Linked DNA regions of Homo sapiens: region 2 is linked to region 1. A link is an interaction called in ENCODE POLR2A ChIA-PET data of the cell type or tissue named here. Cell type or tissue: PC-9. All regions are shown on one strand. Links, peaks and the distances in the headings refer to the core of each region. The heading gives the core; the rest is flanking DNA.

Region 1 (9,457 bases), core at 1-8,000:
TCTTTCTATGAAGCACCATCAGGCAGTTTGTGGGTCCAGGCCATTCTGAGGGTGTGGACGCTGTGGCTAGGAACAAGCTCAGGGATGGCATTTGGAGGGGGCGTGTGGCCCATGGTCAGGCAGTGGAGGAGGGCTCAGGGGGGCCCTGCAGAGAGCCCGGGAAAGCTTCACTCTTTCTTCTTGCACTGATTGGCGCCCAGATGATGGCAGTGAACTCATCCAGCCCCACAGCCGCGTGCTCGGGACTATGGGATGCCAGAGGGATGGAGGAGTCTCTGACCACCAGCGACGGCAATGCAGAGAGCCTGTACATGCAAGGTGTGGCCAGGAGGTGCCTCAGCTTCGAGGGCAGGGTGGGTGGCAGGAACAGTCCCTTCCTAGGAGCTTGGCCAGTCTTGGGTCACTTTGCCCCTCACTACCCTGCCCCAAATCCCAACTGGGTGATTTCCAGCCATTTCTGAACAAGGGACAGTGTCTAGGAACAAACCTGGTCTGAAAGAAGGCCTGGAACCTGAGCAGCCCAGGCCACACGGTCCCACCCAGTTCTTGCCCTTCAAGGCCCTCCTGCCTCCTTGATGTTCTGAGCCCCCTCTTGGGTGAGACTGTGGAGGTGCTGACCCACGCTTTTCGCCTCACCTGTGCTCAGGCATGGAGCTGTTTGAGGAAGCTCTGCAGAAGTGGGAGCAGGCACTAAGCGTGGGCCAGCGGGGGGACAGCGGCAGCACCCCCATGCCCAGGGACGGCCTCCGGAACCCAGAGACTGCATCAGAGCCACTGTCTGAGGTAGGTGGTCTTCTGCATCCCCCTACGCCCATGGGATAAAGTTGGCAGCACAGGAGAGGGGCGGCCACACCTTGGGAGGCAGGCAGTCTCCTGTCCTCTGAGACTGCTGATTTCCCTCTATGAGGGTGTCTTGATGTGAAACAAAACAATTCATGTCACGTGCTCAGCACAATGCCCGGCGCTTGGTAAAAACAGCCGTACTGAGACTCACACCCGCCTCGACCCTGTGAAGGGCAACGTGTGGTCCTGAAAGGCTGGAAGGGAAGGCGCCTCTGTTGAGGGTTGGCTGCATTGCCTGGCCTTTGTTTTGTTTTGTTTTGTTTTGTTTTTGAGATGGAGTCTCGCTCTGTTGCCAGGCTGGAGTGCAGTGGCGCAATCTTGGCTCACTGCAACCTTCACCTGCCAGGTTCAAGCGATTCTCCTGCCTCAGCCTCCTGCGTAGCTGGGATTATAGGCGCCCGCCACCACATTCAGGTAATTTTTGTATTTTTAGTAGAGACAGGGTTTCACCATGTTGGCCAGGCTGGTCTTGAACTCTTGACCTCATGATCCACCCTCCCTGGCCTCCCAAAGTGCTGGGATTACAGGCGTGAGCCATCGTACCCAGCTGTTTTTTTTTTTTTTTTGAAATGGAGTCTTGCACTGTCACTCTGGCTGGAGTGCAGTGGCGCAATCTTGGCTCTCCGTAACCTCCGCCTCCTGGGTTCAAGTGATTCTCCTGCCTCAGCCTCCTGAGTAGCTGGGATTACAGGTGCCTGCCACCACACCCAGCTAATTTTTTGTGTTTTTAGTAGAGACGGGGTTTCACCACATTGGCCAGGCTGGTCTTGAACTCTTGACCTCGTGATCCGCCTGCCTTGGCTTCCCAAAGTGGTGAGATTACAGGTGTGAGCCACTGCACCCTTTTTTTCTTTTTTTTTTTCCTTTGAGACAGAGTTTCGCTCTTGTTGCCCAGGCTGGAGTGCAATGGTGCGATCTTGGCTCACTGCAACCTCCGCCTCCCGGGTTTAAGCGATTCTTCTGTCTCAGCCTCCCAAGTAGCTGGGATTATAGGCGCATGCCACCCCATGTGGCTAATTTTTGTATTTTTAGTAGAGATGGGGTTTCATCGTATTGGTCAGGCTGGTCTCGAACTCCTGACCTCAGGTGATCTTGACCTCAGGTGATCTGCCTGCCTCGGCCTCCCAAAGTGCTGGGATTACAGGCGTGAGCTACCGCGCCTGGGCTTTTTTTTCTTTAATACACTTTTTTGGGGACTTTTTGGGCAACATCCAAGTTTTCAACAGTGAATTATTTATTTATTTATTTATTTATTTATTTATTTTTTTTTTTGGAGACGGAGTCTCACTCTGTTGCCAGGCTGGAGTGCAGTGGCGCGATCTCGGCTCAGTGCAACCTCCGCTTCCTGGGTTCAAGAGATTCTCCTGCCTCAGCCTCCCAAGTAGCTGGGATTACAGGTGTGCACCACCACGCCCAGCTAATTTTTGTATTTTTAGTAGAGACGGGGTTTCACCATGTTGGCCAGAATGATCTCCATCTCTTGACCTCATGATCCGCCCGCCTTGGCCTCCCAAAGTGCTGGGATTACAGGCGTGAGCCACCGTGCCTGGCTTATTTATTTATTTATTTATTATTTTATTATTTTTTTTTAAGACGGAGTCTTGCTCTGCCGCCCAGGCTGGAGGTGCAGTGGCGTGATCTCGGCTCACTGCAAGCTCTGCCTCCCAGGTTTACGCCATTCTCTTGCCTCAGCCTCCCCAGTAGCTGGGACTACAGGTGCCTGCCACCATGCCCGGCTAATTTTTTGTATTTTTTAGTAGAGACGGGGTTTCACCATGTTAGCCAGGATGTAATTAATTAATTAATTAATTAATTAATTAGAGACGGAGTCTCACTCTGTTGCCCAGGCTGGTGTCCAGTGGTGCGATCTCGACTCACTGCAAGCTCTGCCTCCTGGGTTCACGCCACTCTCCTGCCTCAGCCTCTGGAGTAGCTGGGACTACAGGTGCCTACCACCACGCCCAGCTAATTTTTTTGTATTTTTAGCAGAGACAGGGTTTCACTGTGTTAGCCAGGATGGGCTTGATCTCCTGACCTCGTGATCCGCCCGCCTCGGCCTCCCAAAGTGCTGGGATTATAGGCGTGAGCCACCGCGCCCAGCCTGTAATTTATTTATTTTTAAGGTGTGGCCTCACTCTGTTTTCCAGGCTGGAGTGCAGTGGCGTGATCTTGGCTCACTGCAGCCTCCACCTCCTGGGTTCAAGCGATTCTGTCTCAGCCTCCTGAGAAGCCAGAGTCAGAGGTGCCTGCCAGCACGCCCGGCTAATTTTTGTATTTTTAGTAGAGATGGGGTTTTACCATGTTGGCCAGGGTGGTCTCGAACTCCTAACTTCAAGTGATCCACCCGCCTCGGCCTCCCAAAGTGCTGGGATTACAGGCTTGAGCCACCACACCCAGCCTACAGTGAATATTTATTATTGCAATATCAGGAAAGGAAAATGAAGTTAAAAGGCTAAAATTTAAATTTTTGTGGCCAGGCACGGTGCCTCACACCTGTAATCCCAGCACTTTGGGAGGCCGAGGCAGGAGGACCAGTTGAGCCCAGGAATTTGAGGGGATGGGGCCACTTTTGGCAGCGGAGGTAGAAGGAGGAGGGAGGATTTCTCTGCCTATTCCTCCCTCACCCTTGCCTTCATTCCTCTACCCGTGTGTCCCATTGGCCGAGAGCCAGCTGGCAGGGGGACCTGGGAAACAGGTTGCAGAACAAGGGGAGGGCTGTGTCTGGCACAGCTGGTAACAAGTTGAAGGTGTCCATGCTCTCTGTCCCTGCTGGGGCGTGAGCTCAGGATGTGAAGGTCAGGGAAATACCTGAGGTTTGAAGTGACTCAAACCCTTGAGTGCCTGCAGTTGCAGCTGCGTCAGGTCCTGTCTGCGAGTCGGCAGGGAACGGGCACCTGTAGGAGTGTGTTGGTGAGGGGGACTCAAGGGAGGTAGCTTTATTTCCCAAATTGTATTTCTTGCTAAAAACTATATCTGAAAATGATAGAATTTGCATTGTTTTCCTTGTTGTGAAAGCAATTACATATTCCTTATCAAATAATGAAAAGTACAGAAATAGGAAAGAGAAGGGGGTGTAAAATAGTCTGATCCCAGACTCTGATCAGACAGCCCATGGTTGTGTGGTGTGGCACCCTCGGCCTCCTGGAGCACTGGCGCTCTGTGGGGGCGCCAGCACCAGCTGTTCAGGCCTGGTCCATAGTAGGTGCTCAGTTAATGATCTGTGGCATATCTACATGCCAGGACGCCTACAACCTTACAATCCTACAAGGGGTGCCTGCAGCCCTTCATCCAGGCATCACCACTTTCTATTCCTTCAGGCATTTTTTTCTGTCTATTGCTATAATTTTTTTTTTTTTTGAGACGGAGTTTCGCTTTTGTTGCCCAGGCTGGAGTGCAGTGGCGCAATCTTGGCTCACTGCAACTTCTGTCTCCCAGGTTCAAGCGATTCTCCTGCCTCAGCCTCCCGAGTAGTTTGGATTACAGGCATGTGTCACCACGCCCGGCTAATTTTTTTTGTATTTTTAGTAGAGATGGAGTTTCACCATGTTGGCCAGGCTGGTTTCTATCTCCTGACCTCAGGTGATCCGCCCGCCTCGGCCTCGCAACGTGCTGAGATTACAGGCATGAGCCACTGCGCCTGGCCTATTGCTATAATTTTTAAACAGTTTTATTGAAATATAGGCTGGGCACAGTGGCTTACACTTGTAATTCCAATACTTTGGAAAGCTGAGGTGGGAGGATTGTTTGAGCCAGTGAGGGAGAAGTTCAAGACCAACCTGGGCAACATAGTGAGACTCTGTCTCAAAAAAATTTTTTCTTGAGACGGGGTCTTACTCTGCTGCCCAGGCTGGAGTGCAGTGGCGTGACCAATTAGCTGGGTGTCATGGCATGTTCCTGTGGTCCCAGCTACTCGGGAGGCTGAGGTGGGAGGATCACCTGAGCCCAGGAGTTCAAGGCTGCAGTGAGCTATGATTGTGCCACTGCACTCCAGCTTGGGCAACCCTGTCTCTACAAAAAGAAAAAGAAAAGATATAATTCACATAGCATCTAAACTGTACAATTGAGTAGCTTTTGGTATATTCACAAAATTGTGTATCTATTATCACAATCAGTTTTGGAGCATTTTTATCCCAATAAGAAACCCCTGGTCCAGCATGGTGGCTCATACCTGTAATCCCAGTGCTTTGGAAGGCCGAGGTGGAGGAAAATTTCTTGAGCCCAGAAATTCAAGACCAGCCTGGGCAGCATAGTGAGAGCCCATCTCTGCAAAAAATTAAAAAGTTAGTTGGGCATGGTGGCGCACACCATGTGGTAGTCCCAGCTACTCAGGAGGCTGAGGCAGTAGGATCCCTTGAGCCCAGAAGGTCAAGGCTGCAGTAAGCCATGATTGTGCCACTGCATTCCAGCCTCTGCAATAGAGTGAGACCCTGTCTCAACAACAACAAAGAAACAACAACAAAGAAACCCCATGTACTTTGGCCATTCCCTTCACATTCCTTCATTTCCCCCCAGCTCTAGGCAACCACAAATCTATTTTCTCTACATCTGGATTTGCCTATCACGGACGTTTCTAGAAATGGGATCACAGAATATGTGGCCTTTTGCGACTGCCTCCTTTCACATAGCAGAGTGCTTCCAAGGTTCATCTGTGTTGCAGCATGAATCACTGTTTTGTTTCTGTTGTATAGATGGACCACATTTTGTTTATTTGTTCATCAGTTGGTAGATATTTGGGTTGCTTCCATTTTTTGGCTCTTATGAATAATGCTGCTGTGAACATTCATGTACAGGTTTTTGTGTGGACATATGTTTTCATTTCTCTTGGGTATATACCTAGGAGTGAAATTGCGGGGATCACATGATAATTCCATGTTTAACTTTTTTTTAAGACGGAGTCTCGCTCTGTCGCCCTGGCTGGCGTGCAGTGGCACAATCTCGGCTCACCACAACCTCCACCCCCCAGGTTCAAACGATTCTCCTGCCTCAACCTCCTAAGTAGCTGGGATTACAGGCGCACGTCACCACGCCTGGCTAATTTTTGTATTTTTTTTCTTTTCTTTTTTTTTTTTTTTGAGATGGAGTCTCGCTCTGTCGCCCAGGCTGGAGTTCAGTGGCGCGATCTTGGCTCACTGCAAGCTCTGCCTCCTGAGTTCATACCATTCTCCTGCCTCAGCCTCCTGAGTAGCTGGGATTACAGGTGCCAGCCACTATGCCCAGCTAATTTTTATATTTTTAGTAGAGACGGGGTTTCTGCGTGTTGGCTAGGCTGGTCTTGAACTCCTGACCTCAGGTGATCCACCTGCCTCGGCCTCCCAAAGTGCTGGGATTACAAGTGTGAGCCGCTGTGCCCAGCCAATTTGTGTATATTTTATGGTAGTAAATGATAAAGACTAGTATCTACATATATTTTATGTATTTGTGACGTATCTTTTTCATAATTTTTTCAGTATCTCTAGGCTAAGTGGGTTCATCTCTGAGGTTTTTCAAATTGTCATAAATTTCCAAAAAATTCTTCTATATACTTATTGAAAAATATCTGGCCAGGGGCCTCGCGCGGTGGCTCACGCCTGTAATCCCAGCACTTTGGGAGGATGAGGTGGGCGATCACGAGGTCAGGAGATCAAGACCATCCTGGCTAACACAGTGAAACCCCGTCTCTACTAAAAATACAAAAAATTAGCCGGGCGTAGTGGCGGGCACCTGTAGTCCCAGCTACTCAGGAGGCTGAGGCAGGAGAATGGCATGAACCTGGGAGGCGGAGCCTGCAGTGAGCTGAGATTGCACCACTGCACTCCAGCCTGGGCGACAGAGCCAGACTCCATCTGAAAAAAAAAAAAAAAATTTGGCCGGGTGCAGTAGCTCACACCTGTAGTCCCAACACTTAGGAGACCAAGGTGGGAGGATCACTTGAGTCTAGGAATTCAAGACCAGCCTGGGCAACATGGTGAGATCCTGTCTCTACAATAAATACAAAAATATTTGCCGAGCGTGGTGGTGGGCACCTGTAGCCCCAGCTACTCAGGAGGCTGAGTTGGGAGGATTGCCTGAGCCCATGATCTCATCACTGCACTGTAGCATGGGCAACAGAGCAAGACCCTGTCTCAAGAAAAAAAAAAAAAAAAAAAACTTATGTTGTTCAAGGGTCACATGTGTATTATTAAAATTAATTTTGCCCATTACTTTGTGCTATTTATTGTGGTCTGTAGCAAACATTAAATGTTGCACGTGGCTTTCCACTGGACAGCACTGCTCTAGAGCCACAGACACCTGTATTCAGTTTGTGGCACCACTAGTTCTACACTGTGACCTCAGGGAAATAATTCCCCCTTCCGAGCCTTGTCTTAGTTTCTCTGTCTGTCAAGGGAAATAAGAGTGTCTTTCTCCTAAGATCTCAGGGATAACTTAAAGAACTACAGTAGGCAATGCACGTCACAGAAGACTGGCCCATGGTGGCCACCAGTAAGGGTAGCTTTTAGAATAAATACTGTAATAATGACTTTTTTTTTTTTTTTTAAGACGGACTCCTGCTCTGTTGCCCAGGCTGAAGTGCAGTGGCACAATCTCGGCTCACTGCTACCTCCACTTCCTGGGTTCAAGCGATTCTCCTGCCTCAGTCTCCCAAGTCGCTGGAATTACAGGCGCACACCACCAAGCCCAGCTAATTTTTGTGTTTTTAGTAGAGACGGGTTTTCACCAAGTAGACCAGGCTGGTCTCGAACTCCTGACCTCAAGTGATCTGCCCGCCTCGCCCCCCAAAGTGCTGGGATTACAGGCATGAGCCACTGCACCCAGCTGAGCTCAGGAGTTCAAAACCAGCCTGGGCAACATGGTGAAACCCCACCTTTACTAAAAATACAAAAATTAGCCGGGTGTGGCGGTACGTGCCTATGGTCCCAAGTACTCAGGAGGGTGAGGTGGGAGAATTGCTTGAACCTGGGAGTTGGAAGTTGCAGTGAACCGAGATCATGCCACTGCATTCCAGCCTGGGCAACAGAACGAGACCCCATCTCAAAAAAGAAAAAAAGAAAGGACAGTCCTGATGAAAATCCTGACTGCATTTGCAAAAAACAGTAGAGTTAGTCTATACCTTCCTGCCTTAAATCTAGTGCTCACTTCTCTTCCATACTAATAAATGTCCTTTGTGGCATTTTTTTTCCAGAATAGGGCACTTTCATTTGCATTAGAAACCTATTCAGGCAGATATCCTTTCTCCTCAATGATTTTCTTTTTTAAAATTAAATATATATGTGTATTTTATATATATAAATTTTGTTGTTGTTGTTGTTGAGATGGAGTCTCGCTCTGTTGCCCAGGCTGGAGTGCAGTGGCTCTCGATCTCGGCTCACTGCAAGCTCCCCCTCCCGGGTTCATGCCATCCTCCTGTCTCAGCCTCCCAAGTAGCTGGGACTACAGGCGCCCGCCACCATGCCCGGCTGATTTTTTGTATTTTTAGTAGACGGGGTTTCACCATGTCAGCCAGGATGGTCTCGATCTCCTGACCTCGTGATCCCCCTGACTTGGACTCCCAAAGTGCTGGGATTACTGGTGTGAGCCATTGTGCCTGGCCCAATGATTTCCTTTCATTTATTTATTTATTTTGAGACAGAGTCTCGCTCTGTCACCAAGGCTGGAGTGCAGTGGCACCATTATGGCTCACTGCAACCTCAACCTCCCTGGGCTCACATGATCCTCCTACCTCAGCCTCCTGAGTAGCTGGGACTACAGGCACACGCCACCACGCCCACCTAATTTTTGTATTTTTTGTAGAGATAGGGTCTTTCCATGTTGCCTAGGCTGGTCTCAAACTTCTGGGCTCAAGGGATCCTCCTGCCTCTGCCTTCCAAAGTGCTGGGATTATAGGTGTGAGCCACCTCACCCGGTCCATTTTTCTTCTTTATGATTTCTTTAATAACATTTTCTTTTCTCTGGCTTAGTTTGGTATAAGGATACAGAATATAATACATAGAACATACAAAATATGTGTTAATCGACTACATTCTTATTAAGACTTCTGGTCAACAATAGGTTATTAGTAGTTAATAACCTACTAATAACTCCCCCTACTTTTAGAGGAGTCAAAAGTTATATGTGGGCTGGGCACGGTGGCTCACACCTCTAATCCTAGCACTTTGGGAGGCTGAGGCAGGAGGATTGCATGAACCCATACGTTTGAAACCAGCCTGGGCAATGTGGCAAAACCCTGTATCTACCAAAGATATATACAGAAGTTAGCCAGGTATGGTGATGTATGCCTGTAGTGTCCTAGCTACTAGGGAAGCAGAGACGGAAGGATCACTTGAACTCAGGAGGTTGAGATTGTGGTTAGATGTGATTGCGCCACTGCACTGCGGGCTGGGTGACAGAACGAGACCTTGTCTCAAAAAAAAAAAAAAAAAAGTTTTTTATGTAGATTTTCAACTATGTGGGCACAGGGGTGAGTCAGTTACCATAAGTCCACAATTTTCTTTCTTTCTTTTTTTTTTTTTTTTTTTTTGAGACGGAGTCCTGTTCTGTCGCCCAGGCTAGAGTGCAATGGCGCGATCTTGGCTCACTGCAACCTCTGCCTCCCAGGTTCAAGCAATTCTCCTGCCTCAGCCTCCTGAGTAGCTGGGAC
Region 2 (15,875 bases), core at 5-8,004, 66 kb after region 1:
GGGACAAATTTATACCAGGTTGTGAGTGATTGATGATAGTCCTTTACTCTTCCACTTTAGGGAGAGTTTGCATTTTTTTTTTTTTTGAGATGGAGTTTCACTCTTGTTGCCCAGGCTGGAGTACAGTGGCGTGATCTTGGCTCACTGTAACCTCTGCCTCCTGGGTTCAAGTGATTCTCCTGCCTCAGCCTCCCGAGTAGCTGGGATTACAGGTGCCCACCACCACGCCTGGCTAATTTTTTTGTATTTTTAGTAGATATGGGGCTTCACCATGTTGGCCAGGCTTGGTCTCAAACTCCTGACCTCAGGTGATCCACCAGCCTCCGTCTCCCAAAGTGCTGCGATTACAGGCCTGAGCCACCGCGCCTGGCCAACTGCCTCCTGGGTTCAAGTGATTCTTCTGCCTCAGCTTCGCGAGTAGCTGGGACTACAGGTGTGCGCTACCATGCCCGGCTAATTTTTTTTTTTTGAGACGAGTCTCGCTCTGTCGCCTGGTCTGGAGTGCAGTGGCGCGACCTCGGCTCACTGCAACCTCTGCCTCCTGGGTTCAAGCGATTCTGCCTGCCTCAGCCTCCTGAGTAGCTGGGATTACAGGCACTCGCCACCACGCCTGACTAATTTATTTTTTATTTGAGGCGGAGTCTCGCTCTGTTGCCCAGGCTGGAGTGCAGTGGCGCGATCTCGGCTCACTGCAAGCTCTGCCTCCTGGGTTCACGCCATTCTCTCACCTCAGCCTCCCAAGTAGCTGGGATTACAGGCATGCGTCACCTCGCCCAGCTAATTTTTTTTGTATTTTTAGTAGAGACAGGGTTTCTTTTTTTTTTTTTTTTTTTTGAGACGGAGTCTCGCTCTGTTGACCAGGCTGGAGTGCAGTGGCACGATCTTGGCTCACTGCAAGCTCCGAGTTCCATGTTCTCGCCATTCTCCTGCCTCAGCCTCCCAAGTAGCTGGGACTAAAGCACCCGCCACCATGCCCGGCTAATTTTTTGTATTTTTAGTAGAGACGGGGTTTCACCGTGTTAGCCAGGATGGTCTCGATCTCCTGACCTTGTGATCCGCCCGCCTCGGCCTCCCAAAGTGCTGGGATTACAGGCGTGAGCCACTGTGCCCGGCCACACCCGGCTAATTTTTGTTATTTTTAGTAGAGACAGGGTTTCGCCATGTTGACCAGGCTGGTCTTGAACTCCTGAGCCCAGGTGATCTGCCCACCTCTGCCTACCAAAGTGCTGGGATTACGGACATGAGCCACTTCACCTGGCTAATTTTTAAATTGTTTGTAGAGATGGGGGTCTCCCTGTGTTGCCTGGGCTGGTCTTGAATTCCTGGGCTCAAGCGATCCTGCCGCCTGGGCCTCCCAAAGTGCTGGGATTACAAGTGTTAGCCACTGTGCCTGGTCTAGATTTTCTTCTTTCTACAAGTTATGAAAATTTCCATTATGTGGGCATATAATTAATTACACATCATCTTATCAACTGATATTTGGGTTGTTTCTAATTTTTTTTTGTTTTCAAGACAGGGTCTTGCTCTGTCACCCAGGCTGGAGTGCAGCTCACTTCAGCCTCAGCCTCCTGGGCTCAAGTGATCCTCCCGCCTCAGCCCCCGAATAGCTAGGACTACAGGTGTGCACCACTACACCTGGCTAATTTTTGTATTTTTTGTAGAGATGGGGTTTGGCCATGTGGTCCAGGCTGGTTTCAAACTCCTGGACTCAAGCAATCTGCCTGCCTCGGCCTCCCGAAGTTTTGGGATTATAGGCGGGAGGCACTGTGCCTGGCCTAGATTTTATTCATTTTATAAGCTATGAAAATTTTTATTATGTGGGCCTATCTTTTTTTTCTCTTTTTTAAATTTGAGACGGAGTCTTGCTGTGTTGCCCAGGCTGGAGTGCAGTGGCGTGATCTTGGCTCACTGCAACCTCTGCCTCCTGGGTTCAAGCGGTTCTTCTGCCTCAGCCTCCCGAGTAGCTGGGATTACAGGTGTGCGCCACCATGCCTGGCTAATTTTTTGTATTTTTAGTAGAGGTGGAATTTCGCTATGTTGGCCAGGCTGGTCTTGAACTCCTGGCCTCAAGTGATCCACCCGCCTCGGATTCCCAAAGTGTTGGGATTACAGGTGTGAGCCACCACACCCAGCCTCTTTTTTTTTTTAAGACAGTCTCACTCTGTCACCCAGGCTGGAGTGCAGTGGAACGGTCCAGCTCACTGCAAGCTCTGCCTCCCCAGTTCAAGCGATTCTCCTGCTTCAGCCTCCCAAGTAGCTGGGATTACAGGTGTGTGCCGTCATGTCAGGCTAATTTTTGTATTTTTTAGTAGAGATGGGGTTTCAATATGTTTCCCAGGCCTGGTCTGGAACTCCTGACCTCAAATGATCCACCTACCTCAGCCTCCCAAAGTTCTGGGATTACAGGTGTGAGTCACCATGCCGGACCTGGGCATATCATTATTTACCCATTGTCTTATCAACTGATATTTGAGTTGTTTCTTTTTTTTTTTTTTCCCCCGAGATGGAGTCTTGCTCTGTCAACCAGAGCTGGAGCGCAATGGCACGATCTCAGCTCACTGTAACCTCTGCCTCCTGGGTTCAGGCAATTCTCCTGCCTCAGCCTCCTGAGTAGCTAGGATTACAGGTGTGCGCCACCACACTTGGCTAATTTTTGTATTTTTAGTAGAGATGGGGTTTCACCTTGTTGGCCAGGCTGGTTTCGAACTCCTGATCTCGTGATCTGCCTGTCTTGGCCTCCCAAAGTGCTGGGATTACAGGTGTGAGCCACCACGCCCAGCCTATTTGGGTTGTTTCTAATTAATAAAAAATTTTTTTATTTGAGTCAGAGTTTCACTCTTGTTGCCTAGGCTGGAGTGCGATGGCACGATCTTGGCTCACTGCAACCTCTGCCTCCTGGTTCAAGCAATTCTCCTTCCTCAGCCTCCCAAGTAGCTGGGATTATAGGCATGCGCCACCACACCTGAATAATTTTATATTTTTAGTAGAAATGGGGTTTCACTATGTTGGTCAGGCGCATCTCCAACTCCTGACCTCAGGTGTGATCCACCCACTTTGGCCTCCCAAAGTGCTGGGATTGTAGGCATGAGCCACCGCGCCCCGCCTAAAATTTTTTTTTTTTTAAAGTAGAGATGGGGTCTCGCTGTGTTGCCCAGGTTGGTGTCAAACTCCTGGACTCAAGTGATCCTCCCACCTGGGGCTCCCAAAGTGCTGAGATTACAGGTGTGAGCCACTATGCCCAGCTTTTTTTTTTTTTTTTGATGCATTAAACACCTTTGTGTTTCCGTGAGCACATCTGAAAGATAGATTCCTGTAAGTAGACCTGTTGACTCATTGTGTATATGCAGTTTTTTATTCCAAAAGATTGTCCCCTTAGGAGGTCCTTCCCACCCACAGAGCGGGAGAATTCTTGTTTCCTCTTCCTGGAATCTTGTTTTGTTTTTATTGAGACAGAGTCTCGTTCTGTTGTCCAGGCTGGAGTGCAGTGGTATGATCTCAGCTCACTGCAACCCCCACCTCCTGGACTCAGGTGATCCTCCTGCTTCAGCCTCCCAAGTAGCTGGGACTACAGGTATGCAACCACACCCAGCTAATTTTTAAATTTTTTTTGTAAAGATGGCGTTTTGCCAAGTTGGCCAGCCTGGTCTTGAACCCCTGGCCTCAAGTGATCTGCCTGCCTTGGCCTCCCAAATTGCTGGGATTAGGTATGAGCCACCACACCTAGCCAGATGTTTTTAATTTGCCAACCTTATCCAGAAAGAGAAATCACATATAATTTACGTGTCCGTGCTTATTCAGGAGGTTGGCAATTTATTCCAAATGTTTACTGCAATTAGGTTTTTTTTTTTTTTTTGAGACGAAGTCTCGCTCTGTTGCCTGGGTTGGAGTGCAGTGGTGCAATCTCGGCTCACCACAAGCTCCGCCTCCCAGGTTCACGCCATTCTTCTGCCTCAGCCTCCCAAGTAGCTGGGACCGCAGGCGCCCGCCACCACGCCTGGCTAATTTTTTTGTACTTTTTTAGTAGAGATGGGATTTCACCATGTTAGCCAGGATGGTCTCGATCTCCTTACCTTGTGATCTGCCTGCCTTGGCCTCCCAAAGTGCTGGGATTACAGGCGTGAGCCACCGCACCTGACCTGTTTTTTTTTCTTCTGTGAATTGCCTGTGTATGTCTGAAACATCAACTTGGTTTTATTTTTCTAACGGTTCTGCTCTGGGGGGGAGAGGGAAGGGAGGGCATGGTTATTGAAGGGATTGTCAGTATTGCCCTTCTCTTTCCTCCCCAGAGTGAGGGAGGGCAGGAGGCTGTGGGTTTGGCTTAACAAGCCCTTACTCTGTCCTGGAAGTATGTGTCTGGTTTATTCTAAGGCTCAGGTGTTGGAGTCCTGGTTTAAAAGTGAGAGAGAGGCCGGGCGCTTTGGCTCATACCTGTAATCCCAACACTTTGGAGGCCAAGGCGGGTGGATCACCTGAGGTCAGGAGTTTGCGATCAGCCTGGCCAACATGGTGAAACCCCGTCTCTACTAAAAATGCAAAAATTAGCTAGGCATGGTGACATACGTCTGTAATCCCAGCTACTCAGAACACTGAGGCAGGAGAATCGCTTGAACCCGGGAGGCAGAGGTTGCAGTGAGCTGAGATCGCGCCACTGCACTCCAGCCTGGGCGACAGAGCGAGACTCTGTCTCAAAGAAAAAAAAAAAAATTAGCTGGGTGTGGTGGCACGTGCCTGTAATCTCAGCTACTCAGGAGACTGAGGCAGGAGAATCGCTTGAACCCTGGAGGTGGAGGTTGCATTGAGCCAAGATCGTGTCACTGGACTCCAGCCTGGGCAACAAGAGCAAAACTCCGTCTCAAGAAAAAAAAAAAAGGTGAAAGGGAGTGTGTGTGTTGTAGGGGAGGATTCTATTTATCTGTTTGTTTTTTCATTTTTTTTTGTCAAGATTCTTCAGAGGAGGCCCCTCCAGCCACTCAGAACTTCATCATTCCAAAAAAGGAGATCCACACAGTTCCAGACATGGGCAAATGGAAGCGTTCTCAGGTACCATTTGGAACTGTGGTGAGAAACTTGGGCTTTTCAAAGACAGTGGTTTTCCTAGCATGACGGGCGGTGAGTTCCTGGCCCTTCTTGCTCTTGGAGCCTGACTTTTCAGAAGCTAGGGAGAAAGGTGACAGGGGAGCTGGCTGTCTCTTCCCTTCAGAGGCAGTACTCAGAGATGCTTTATCAGGAAGGTTGCCTACTTTTTCAGGCTGCTGCCAGGGTAGCCCGGGAGAGTTCCGCTCCTGGTTCTCTTAAGCCATTGCCCCTTGAGTGTTGCTGTATTGGCTGAACATGAGTGTTTGAAATGATGGAGCGAGTCACTTTGATTCTTGGCTGCAAGTAACAGCAAGTGTGGCAGCCAGTGCCTCAAGGGGAGAAGAGGCTATCTCATGGAAACTTTGGCCAGGGATATGGCTAAGCCTGCAAATACCTGGGAGCTGGGACCCAGAGCACTGGGCACAGACTGGCTTTCTCTGCTGCTCAGCTGAAATGATGGGCAGAAGATAACTACTTGTACCTCTCAGGCTTGTGGTACAGGCTGTGGAAAGACAGACTGAGCAAAAGAAAGCCAATTTCAATTTCTCAGGGAAGGCCTCTGGCCCAGTTCTCGTCAGGCTCCTGCTCCCGGCCTGGTGAGCTGGGCTGGAGAGTGTTGCTCATGCAGAAGGCTGGGCACAGGGGTCCTTGCATGCTGGGCAGATTCTCCAGGAGACCCACACCCTACAGCTTCTATGCCTTGTCCTCACTGGGGCTTGGGGCCATCTAAACCTGTCTGATTCCTTTTTCACAAGCCTGCCCTCTCAGTATTTGGAAATAGTTATCATGTCTTTTCTGAATCTTCACCAGGATCAACAGTCCCTTCAGCCTAGGGGGCAGCTTGGTCCCTTCAGCTGCTCAAAGGATATGGTTTCAGTCCTTTCATCATCTTGGTTGCTTTACCTCGGGGCATCTCAATGTCAGCACTATGGACATTGAGGGGCAGATAATTCTTCATTGTAGGAGGCCGTCCTGTGCCATGTAGGACGTTTACTAATATCTCTGGCTTCTACCCACTAGATGTTGGCAGCATGCCTTTCCCCAGCTGTCACAACTAACATTGTCTCCAGATCTTGTCAGATCTTCTCTGAGCCAGATTGCTCTAGTTGAGAACCTGCTTCTTTGTCTGAATCCAAATGTGACACTTCCTTTGCTGCTTCTCATCCATGTGTTCCAGTGTAGCTGCAGTCAGGACAGGGGCTCAGACTTGCCCTGGTCTGAGAGAGTTGCTTTGGAGAGGCCTGGCCTGCTGGGGGTCATCCCATGGCTGGCAGGAGGATCTTGGTATAGGAATACTTCCTTCTAGATATCAGGGCTTGTCTCAGGGCTTACTGTGGACACCCCGGCTTGGATAAGGAGAAAGGAAGAAAGAGAGAGGAAAAAGGGATGAAGAAGAAACAAAACCAATCAGGAGTCACTTGTTCCCAGCAACTGCCTCTCTAGGGGCCTGCACCTCAATGCTATTTTTTTTTTTGAGACAGGGTCTCACCCTGGCCCCCAGGCTGGAGTTCAGTGATATGATCATGGCTCTCTGCAGCCTCCACCTCTTGGGCTCAAGCAGTCCTCCCACCTCAGCCACCTGAGTAGCTGGGACCACAGGCACGTACCACCACACCTGGCAAACTTTTTAATTTTTTGTAGAGATGGGGTCTCACTATGTTGCCCAGGCTGGTCTCAAGCTCCTGGGTTCAAGTGATCCTCCTGCATCAGCCTCCCAAAGTGCTAGGATTACAGACTTGAGCCACAATACCTGACCCTCAGTGCTTTCTTATCCCTGTGTTGGGTGTAACTGCAGCCCAGCAGGGAAGAAGAGTGTCTAGTTGAAAGCTGGGAATGGTTGTGTGGGGAGACCTGTCTGTGGCAGGCATCTGCACTCCAACTAGACAGCCTGGCCCGCCTTTGGTCGCTGATTGCTGGGGGTGAGACACTTGGTGGTACTCCTTGAATTCCTGGTGGTAGAGCATCATGGACAAGCATGTGCCCACTCAGCTTTGAAGTTAGGCTACTGGGTCCTAGCTCCATGTCTAATGATATCTTGGTCTTGGGAGACCTTGGGCGGATCACTTCTCTTGAAATCTTGGTTTCCTCATCTGTAAGATGGCGCCAGCAGTGTCTACCTTATAGGGCTATTGTGTAAAAAAACTGCTGGCAGCAATAGTGAGTACTTGGTTCACTCTGGCTGGAGATCAGCGTGTTGCTGTGGTCACTGTCTTGCCAGCTTTTCTGGAGGGTAGGGGTCGGTATTTGGCATTACGTTTCTGCTTCTCCTGCTATTGGGTTGGGAGTCAGGGTCAGGAGAAGTAGAAAGCTCGGAGCTCTTTGGTAACCTGGTGGAGCTCGGGGCAGGTGGGGCGGGGGGGTCTGCCACCCCTCTCCCCATCCCCATTCTCCTCTCTGTTTGGTAGGCATACGCTGACTACATCGGATTCATCCTTACCCTCAACGAAGGTGTGAAGGGGAAGAAGCTGACCTTCGAGTACAGAGTCTCCGAGGTAGGCCCAAGGAGGAGCTGCTGCAGCAGCCTTTCCAAAAATAGCTCCAGAGTCACTGGGTGCGGTGGCTCACCTCTGTAATCTCAGCACCTTGGGAGGCCGAGGCAGGCGGCTCACGAGGTCAGGAGATCGAGACCATCCTGGCCAACATGTGAAACCCCATCTCTAGTAAAAATACAAAAAATTAGCCGGGTGTGGTGACGGGCGCCTGTAGTCCCAGCTACTCAGGAGGCTGAGGCAGGAGAATGGTGTGAACCCAGGAGGCAGAGCTTGCAGTGAGCTGAGATCGCGCCACTGCACTCCAGCCTGGGCGACAGAGCGAGACTCTGTCTCAAAAAAAAAAAATAGCTCCAGAGTCTTGTGGGCTCAGTGCCCACCACGGGGCCAGAGCAGAAAATAAGATCGCCCAAATACATGTGCACTTCACATTTTCATATCTATATTTCTAATTTTTGAAATCTGTGAATAGATGGATATTTATAAAATTGAGATCAAGGTAAATATGCTGTTTTGTAGTTAGTATTTTTGCTAATTGGTTTTTTCTTTCTTTTTTTTTTATTTTGAGACGTAGTTTTGCTCTTGTTGCCCAGGCTGGAGTGCAGTGGCGCGATCTTGGCTCACCAAAACCTCTGCCTCCTGGGTTCAAGCGATTCTCCTGCCTCAGCCTCCTGAGTAGCTGGGATTACAGGCGTGTGCCACCACACCTGGATAATTTTTTATTTTTAGTAGAGACGGGGTTTCTCCATGTTGGTCAGGCTGGTCTCAAACTCCTGACTTGAGGTGATCTGCCTGCCTCGGCCTCCCAAAGTGCTGGGATTACAGGCATGAGCCACTGCGCCTGGCCTGGTGTTTTTATATAACTTGAAATTAAAACAGATTACAAAACAGTAAATGTGCTCACTGGAGAGATCAGTAATAGACATGTGTATGACATTCACAGCAGAGCTGATCTCTCCCTGTGTTTCTCATACCCAGCTTCCAGGGCAGCCCCTCCTGACAGTGGTCACCCAGGAAAGCAAGAGCTTCTCTTCTCCTGCAGTGAGCTGTGCCCTCATTTATTTATCTTATTTTATTTTTTTTTTAAATATAGAGACAGGGTCTCACTATGTTGCCCAGGTTGGTCTTGAACTCCTGGGCTCAAGCAGTCCTCCTGCCTTGGTCTCTCGAAGTGCTGGGGTGACAGATGTGAGCCACCAAGCTTGGCCCCTCATTTATTTAAACAGCCCATCTTCAGACTTTTAGGTTGTCTTGGTAAACATTGCTCCTCGCATATCATTGCATCCCCGCACATAGATCTGTGGGCCTTGTTTCCGAAGGATTCATTCTTAGACGTGGAAATGTGGAGTCAAAGGGCACATGCATTTTTTTTTTGCGTTTGGGTTCACACTGCCTGGTGGGTGCTTTTTGGACGTTGTTTCAGAGATAGTTTTGTTTGTGTAGAGAGGGCAAGAGCTGAGGGGAGGCAGATACTGATTGGCAGGTGTGGCCTTACTGGCTGTTTGCTTTTGCTGGATGCTGTCTCCCAGGGCTAGGACCTAGGCCTCCAGGAGCCTCTTGGGTTCATGTCCCACCTTGAGTCTCTTATCTCAGACACCAGGGCCTGAAGGGCCTCCCTTTACTTTGGCCTACCCAGCTCTCTAGCCACAGCCTTGGACCTGTTGGGTAAGATGTAGCCCTGCCCTGGCCCAGTTTTTCCACCTGCCCCAAGATTAACACTGTGTGCCTCACCCTCATACCCGGCCCCTGGCAGAGCTGCCTATTGCTGGGCCTGTCTGGCTATTAGGTGACCTAGGTCCTGTTCTGTCCACTTCAGGAGAACCAGGCCTGTGCTTCTGGTAGACAGCCTTCCCTTGGGAGCCAGGCCCATTAGTGGCTTTTTGGGTTCCTTTTGGGCTCACTCAGTCCTTTGGGACTGAGGCTCTGGGTGCAGGATGGCTGGGGAAAGAGGGGGTTCCTCCTGGAGCCTGTGGTGAGGGATGCTCAGCTGTGCTCAGTGGGCCAGGAATGTCGTGGAGGAAGGCTAATTAAAGGGGAAGGTTGTAATTACCCCAGCAAATCCTTAGCTGCCAAGTCCCCTAATTGCCCGTGGCTTTGATGGTAGCCATCCACACCAAGCAGGTATTGTCTTTTTTTTTTTTGAGTTTTTCTTGTTACCCAGGCTGGAGTGCAATGGCATGATCTTGGCTCACTGCAGCCTCCACCTCCCAGGCTCAAGCGATTCTCCTGCCTCAGCCTCCCGAGTAGCTGGGATTACAGGCGCCCACCACCACACCCGGCTAATTTTTGTATTTTTAGTAGAGACGGGGTTTCACCATGTTGGGCAGGCTGGTCTCAAACTCCTGACCTCAGGTGCTTTGTCCTCCCAAAGTGCTGGGATTGCAGGCGTGAGCTGCTGCGCCCGGCCCAGGTATTGTCTTAGCTCAAGGGCTGTACTTTGGCAGGATTGCAGTGTGGTTACATGCTTGGGTTCTGGAGTCCAGCTGGCTAGTTTCATAACTTGTGAATCATTTTTGACCCTCTGTTTCCTCATCTGTAGAGTGGTAAGAGTCAGCAGACTAGTCATGGCCCCCTGGGGAAAATTCACTGAGATCCCACGAGTAGTGGTTGTCTTTTGCATAGCGCCTAACACATACTAAATAAATACTTCGATTGTTATTAGCTATTGTTACCATTAGGCATTAGTCAGTTCTAATTTTCAATAGTGTTGTTGCATAGAAAGCTAGCTTTTGGCTGGGCGCGGTGGCTCATGACTGTAATCCTAGCACCTTGGGAGGCCAAGGCGGGTGAATCATGAGGTCAGGAGTTCAAGACCAGCCTGGCCAACATGGTGGAACCCCGTCTCTACTAAAGATACAAAAAGTTAGCTGGGCGTGGCGGCAGGCACCTGTAGTCCCAGCTACTTCGGAGGTGGAGTCAGGAGAATCCTTTGAAACCCGGGAGGCGGAGGTTGCAGTGAGCCAAGATGGTGCCACTGCACTCCAGCCCAGGCGACAGTGCGAGACTTCGTCTCAAAAAGAAAAAAAAAACTAGCTCTTATTTTTTTATTATTTATTTATTTTTATTTTTATTTTTATTTTTGAGATGGAGTCTTGTTCCCCAGGCTGGAGTTCAATGGTACGATCTCGGCTCACCACAACCTCCGCCTCCCGGGTTCAAACGATTCTCCTGCCTCAGCCTCCCGACTAGCATGTGCCACCATGTCCATCTGATTTTGTATTTTTAGTAGAGATGGGGTTTTTCCATGTTGGTCAGGCTGGTCTCGAACTCCCGAACTCAGGTGATCTGCCCGTCTTGGCCTCCGTAAGTGCTGGGATTACAGACGTGAGCCACTGTGCCTGGCCAGCTAGCTCTTATTTTAAATGATGCCTGTCCTCCTCTTATGGGGGTTAACATTTTCGATTTTTGCAAAATAAATGTGATAAGAGATTTATTTTTGTTGTTGTTGTTCTGTTTGCTTTTTTAAAACTTACAAGGGGGCAAAATTCAAAAATGGTCAGTAAAATGTTAGGGAAGATTTTACTGGTCCTTGAAATCCAAAAAGGAAACACTGGCCTAGGGAGAATGGGAGAGCTGGAGTTGTTCTTTGTGCCTCGAAGGTGTTTCAGCCCCAGTTCCCTTTCTTTCAGCCCTTCTCTCCCAACACAGCAAACAATAGAGGCAGCCCCTACAACATTCAAAAAGCCCTCTCCTGAAGAGGAGCTGGGAGCCTTTGAATTATTCATTGGCCCAGCTGAGCTAGCAGCTGGGGCCTGGCTCCTGTGACTCCGTCTTCTCTGTCCCCTTCAGTGCCTCGCCTAAGACTGAGATCCCTGGGGAATCTGGGGCTGACTAGTGCTTCCTGGGGCCAAGATGACTGTGCCATCCATTGTAAGCCCCCGTTTCTGCATGGGTTAGGTCTGGCCTGTGCTTATCAGCCATTCCTGGTTTTTCACAAAGCCAGGCTCTGGCAGCGCTCTCACATTTCAGCAAGGCAGCTTTATGCCATCCTAGCCCTCTGCCTTAGCCAGGTGTAAAGGGAAATTTATCCTCTTACAGGCTACTTTTTCTGTCCTCCCATGCCCCAAGCCTAGATAAAGGGGAGATAAGAGAGAGCAGCACTCAGGGCCGGTTTCACATATGCAGCTGGGGGCATGGCCAGCCTGTTTCATTAGCTTAAGCCTGCCTCTCCCCAGGTACATACATAGCTCTTGGCTGAGTCTTTGCACATGGCAGGCCTGGTCTGCCTTGCCCTCCCAGGCGCAACTTCTCATGTGGGCATCACCCTGCTAGTTCTTACCCAGTGCCAGGATTTCCTGTAAGTTTCTTATGCCGTTTGTTTCCATAGACACAGGCAAGATCCACTTCCTGGCAGGGACTCTTTTCTCAGGACTGAATGGCTGCAGATAGCCTCCGCGTTGTATTTTCCACCGGCCCTGGTGCTGGGCTATTTCTAAAAGCCAACCTGGAAGGAGCACCTTCTAACTGATCTTTGGGTTGGATAGACAGCCACCCGATTTCTTCATTGAGTAACATTTTATGTGCCAATGCTGCCCGCACCTCTGACTCCGATTCTACTTCTTGGTCCCTGTCTTCTGTGGGAAAGGTGTAGGGGGATGGGCTCTCAAACTCTGCCACCCTACAAAGCATTGCACACGATGATCTGGCATTTCCACAAAGATTGAGTTGCAAGCTGATTTACCATAGCATTGTGTATGAAATAGGTAGTGAAACAGGTGGAAATAACCCAAACATTTAACAGTGAGGAATTAAATTAATTATAATGCAGTGGCACGATGAAATGTTATTCACTTAGTAAAAGTTGTCATAAGATTATGTTTATATGTAGATGTGGAATGAGGTTCATGAGGAAAAGGAGCAGGCTGCAAAGCAGAGTGTGTCCTGCGATGAATGCATACCATTACCCCGCGCCGGGCACTGTGCACCTTCGGAGGTATTTATCATCAGCCCCATTTTTTAGACGAAGAAACTGAGAGGCTCAGAGTTAGTCACTTGCTCAAGGTCTCACAGCAGCTAAATGGTGTTTTAGCTGGGGTTTGAATCCAGGCCCACCATGCTAAACCATGTAAAACACTATGAGAAGATAACACAGAAGGGTATGTTAAAATGTTTAGTGTAGGCCAGGCACGGTGGCTCACGCTTGTAATCCCAGAACTTTGGGAGGCCGATGCAGGTGCATCACTTGAGGTCGGGAGTTTGAGACCAGCCTGACTAACATGGAGAAACCCCATCTCTACTAGAAGTACAAAAATTAGCTGGGCGTGGTGGTGTGCGCCTTTAGTCCCAGCTACTTGGGAGGCTGAGGCAGGAGAATCGCTTGAACCTGGGAGGCAAAGGTTGCAGTGAGCCGAGATTGCACCACTGCACTCCAGCCTGGGCAACAAGAGCGAAACTCTGTCTCAAAAAAAAAAAAAAAAAGTTTAGTGTATTTCTGGGTGGCAGGATTACTGGTCATTTTCATTTTCTTCTGTTTATATTTCTATTTTTTATGATGAGTAGGTATTGCATACTGAACAAAAGGCTTCCATAAAGTCTTTTTAAAAAGATGTCAGGGCTGGAGTTAGCTTCTCTATAGCAGCAGCCCATGGGTAGGCTGCCTACAGAAACCAGGTGCTAAAGCCACCCCGTCCCTGTCCCATCAGCCTAGTGTGCTTCCCTCTCTGGAAAGCCTATCATGCTCTCCTGACCCTCCTTCATATTCAGAACAGTGGGGAAGAAAGAGGGATGGGGGAGAGTTCCCAGTAGGGGCCATGCCAAGGGGTCATTGTCTGGCAGCAGTGGACTTCCCTCTGTGGCTAAGCGGGAGCCACTTGCTCTGTAGCTTGGACCCCTCTATTTTGCCTCCACAGGCCATTGAGAAACTAGTCGCTCTTCTCAACACGCTGGACAGGTGGATTGATGAGACTCCTCCAGTGGACCAGCCCTCTCGGTTTGGGAATAAGGCATACAGGACCTGGTATGCCAAACTTGATGAGGTGAGGCTGCCACAGGACAGGCCAGGGACTGGGCTGGCAGTGAGGGTGGTTCTGGCACCAGTTGGGGAAGGGCCTGCATTGTATAGCGCTTCTAGGCATATACAAATCTCAGTTTGTTAAAATGTCAATTTCACTTAGCAAAATTACAAATGAGTTTATACTCTGCTTGGTCATCTTCTGGGAAACACGACTGTGCACATACGGCCCTCTGCACTACAAGGCTGTTTATTAAGTCACTGTATTACAGCAAACTGGAAATGTTCCAAGTATCCATCTGTAGGGGATTATTTAAATAAATTAGTCCATCAATATCATGGAGTACTGTGCAGCTATAAAAAGGAATTTTTTTTATTTTTTATTTTATCTTTTTTTTTTTTTAGACGGAGTCTCGCTGTGTTGCCCAGGCTGGAGTGCAGTGGCGCAGTCTTGGCTCACTGCAAGCTCCACCTCCTGGGTTCACGCCATTCTCCTGCCTCAGCCTTCCGAGTAGCTGGGACTACAGGCACCCACCACCACGCCCGGCTAATTTTTTGTATTTTTCGTAGAGACGGGGTTTCACCGTGTTAGCCAGGATGGTCTTGATCTCCTGACCTTGTGATCCGCCCATCTCGGCCTCCCAAAGTGCTGGGATTACAGGTGTGAGCCACCACGCTCGGCCCCAAAAAGGAATTTTTTTCATAGCTGGGCACGGTGGCTCATACATGTAATCTCAGAATTCGGGGAGGTTAAGGCGGGAGGATCACTTGAGCCCAGGAGTTTGTGAGTAGGTTGGGCAACATAGCAAGACCCCGTTACTGCAAAAAATAAGAAATGGTGGTGCACACCTTTGGTCCCAGCTGCTTGGGTGGCTGAAGCAGGAGAATGACTTGAGCTCTGGAGTTTGAGGCTGCAGTGAGCTATGATGGAGCCATTGCACACCCACTTGGAATGCTAGCTGCATACTCCATGGTGTGGATGGACTAGTCTATTGAACTGATCCTCTACTGATGTTTTTATTTTTGAATCTTACGAAGGTGTTACCTATTCAAAGCAAACAAAAATAAAAATGCAGGATCTCAGACCCTGTCTAGAAAAGCAGAGTCTACAGGTCTGGGTAGGGACTGGGAACCTGGATTTTTACTAGCTTTCCAGGAGATGGCTCATGCCAGTTGTCTACAACTGAGCTTAAGGAAATTTGGGTCCTAATTGCTCTGGCCCAATATTTTCACATAGAGCAGAGGGGAGGACTCAGGACCCAGTGAAGTGCTGTTCCCAAGAGACGCCCGGGCCTGCCTCTGGACTCTTAAGATGGTACATGATCTTTTTTTTTTTTTTTTCCTGTTGTTCAGGCTGGAGTGCAGTGGCATGATCTCAGCTCCCTGCAGCCTTGACCTCCTGGGCTCAAGCAATCGTCCTGCCTCAGCCTCCCAAGTTGCTGGGACTACAGCATGCGCCACCATGCTTGGCTAATTTTTGTGTTTTTAGTAGAGACGGGGTTTCATCATGTTGGCCAGGCTGATCTCGAAATCCTGGCCTCAGGTGATCCGCCCACCTTGGCCTCCTAAAGTGTTGGAATTACAGGTGTGAGCCACTGCTCCCAGCCTTAAGTTATATCTTAAAGCTGACAAATCATAGCTTTACAGCTTGATGGATTTTTACATGTTTTTACTCATGGACTCACCACTCATGCCAAGTTTTTTACCCATGGATTCACCACTCATGTCAAGCAATAGAACATTCTAGCTGGAGTGCTCCCCTTCCCAATTGATATCGCCCAGATTATTCTGATTTCTATTCCATAAATTGATTTTTTTCCATGTTTCTGAACTTCGTATAACTCTCTGGCTTCTTTTGCTCAATGTCATGTCTGAGATTCATCCATGTTTTCATGTCTAGCTATAGGTCTTTTTCTTTGCTGTGTAGTATTCTATTGTATGAATATACCACAATTTATTCATTTCACTGTTGATGGACATTTCCATTGCATTTCCACCTTTTGGCTACTCTAAACAGTGCTGTTGTGAACATTCTTCTGCACGTCTTTTGATGGCACATGACACCAGCTCTTGCTGACCTGAGAGTGTGAAGGAAGGTGGCCTGTGTGGGAATCATAGCACTGACCTTCCAGAGTCTCTGTGGGGCTCCAGTGAGTTACCACATGGGAGGGTTGAGGCTTTTTTCCAGATTCCTCCTGTTTTGCCCCTAGACTCCTGTGCCCTGGAAAAATCAGTTGATGATAAGTCGCCTGGGTAGTCTTCTGCTGTGGAAGAATAAATGCTGTCCCTCCCCTTCCTTCTGTGGCCTGTCAGAACAGGAACCAAGCTGGCCTGGCAAGGCAGTGTGGGCCCCCAGTCAG

What was found. Peaks named below come from ENCODE experiments on the same cell type or tissue, not always from the same donor. Only the 100,000 strongest peaks of a DNase experiment are listed, where the experiment ranks them.
Region 2: POLR2A ChIA-PET joins it to region 1 with 15 read pairs; 9 of 35 experiments call an interaction of 5 or more read pairs at or near these places.

The regions. Positions count from the first base shown.
Region 1 is chr9:129,049,181-129,058,637 of GRCh38, forward strand. MIGA2 (mitoguardin 2) reads left to right here. Exons shown (of 16, transcript NM_001329990.2): 5 at 201-318; 6 at 647-783. Among named protein-coding and RNA genes, the nearest start is that of MIGA2, 17 kb to the left of the region's middle. In PC-9, for the core only: no CTCF peak of the experiment used is centred there; a DNase peak (open chromatin) is centred at 3,581; H3K27ac peaks cover 2,317 bases.
Region 2 is chr9:129,115,571-129,131,445 of GRCh38, forward strand. It overlaps PTPA (protein phosphatase 2 phosphatase activator), which reads left to right. Exons shown (of 10, transcript NM_178000.3): 2 at 4,943-5,040; 3 at 7,482-7,568; 4 at 13,415-13,540. Among named protein-coding and RNA genes, the nearest start is that of PTPA, 12 kb to the left of the region's middle. RefSeq lists an enhancer at 11,276-12,198. In PC-9, for the core only: no CTCF peak of the experiment used is centred there; no DNase peak of the experiment used is centred there; H3K27ac peaks cover 500 bases.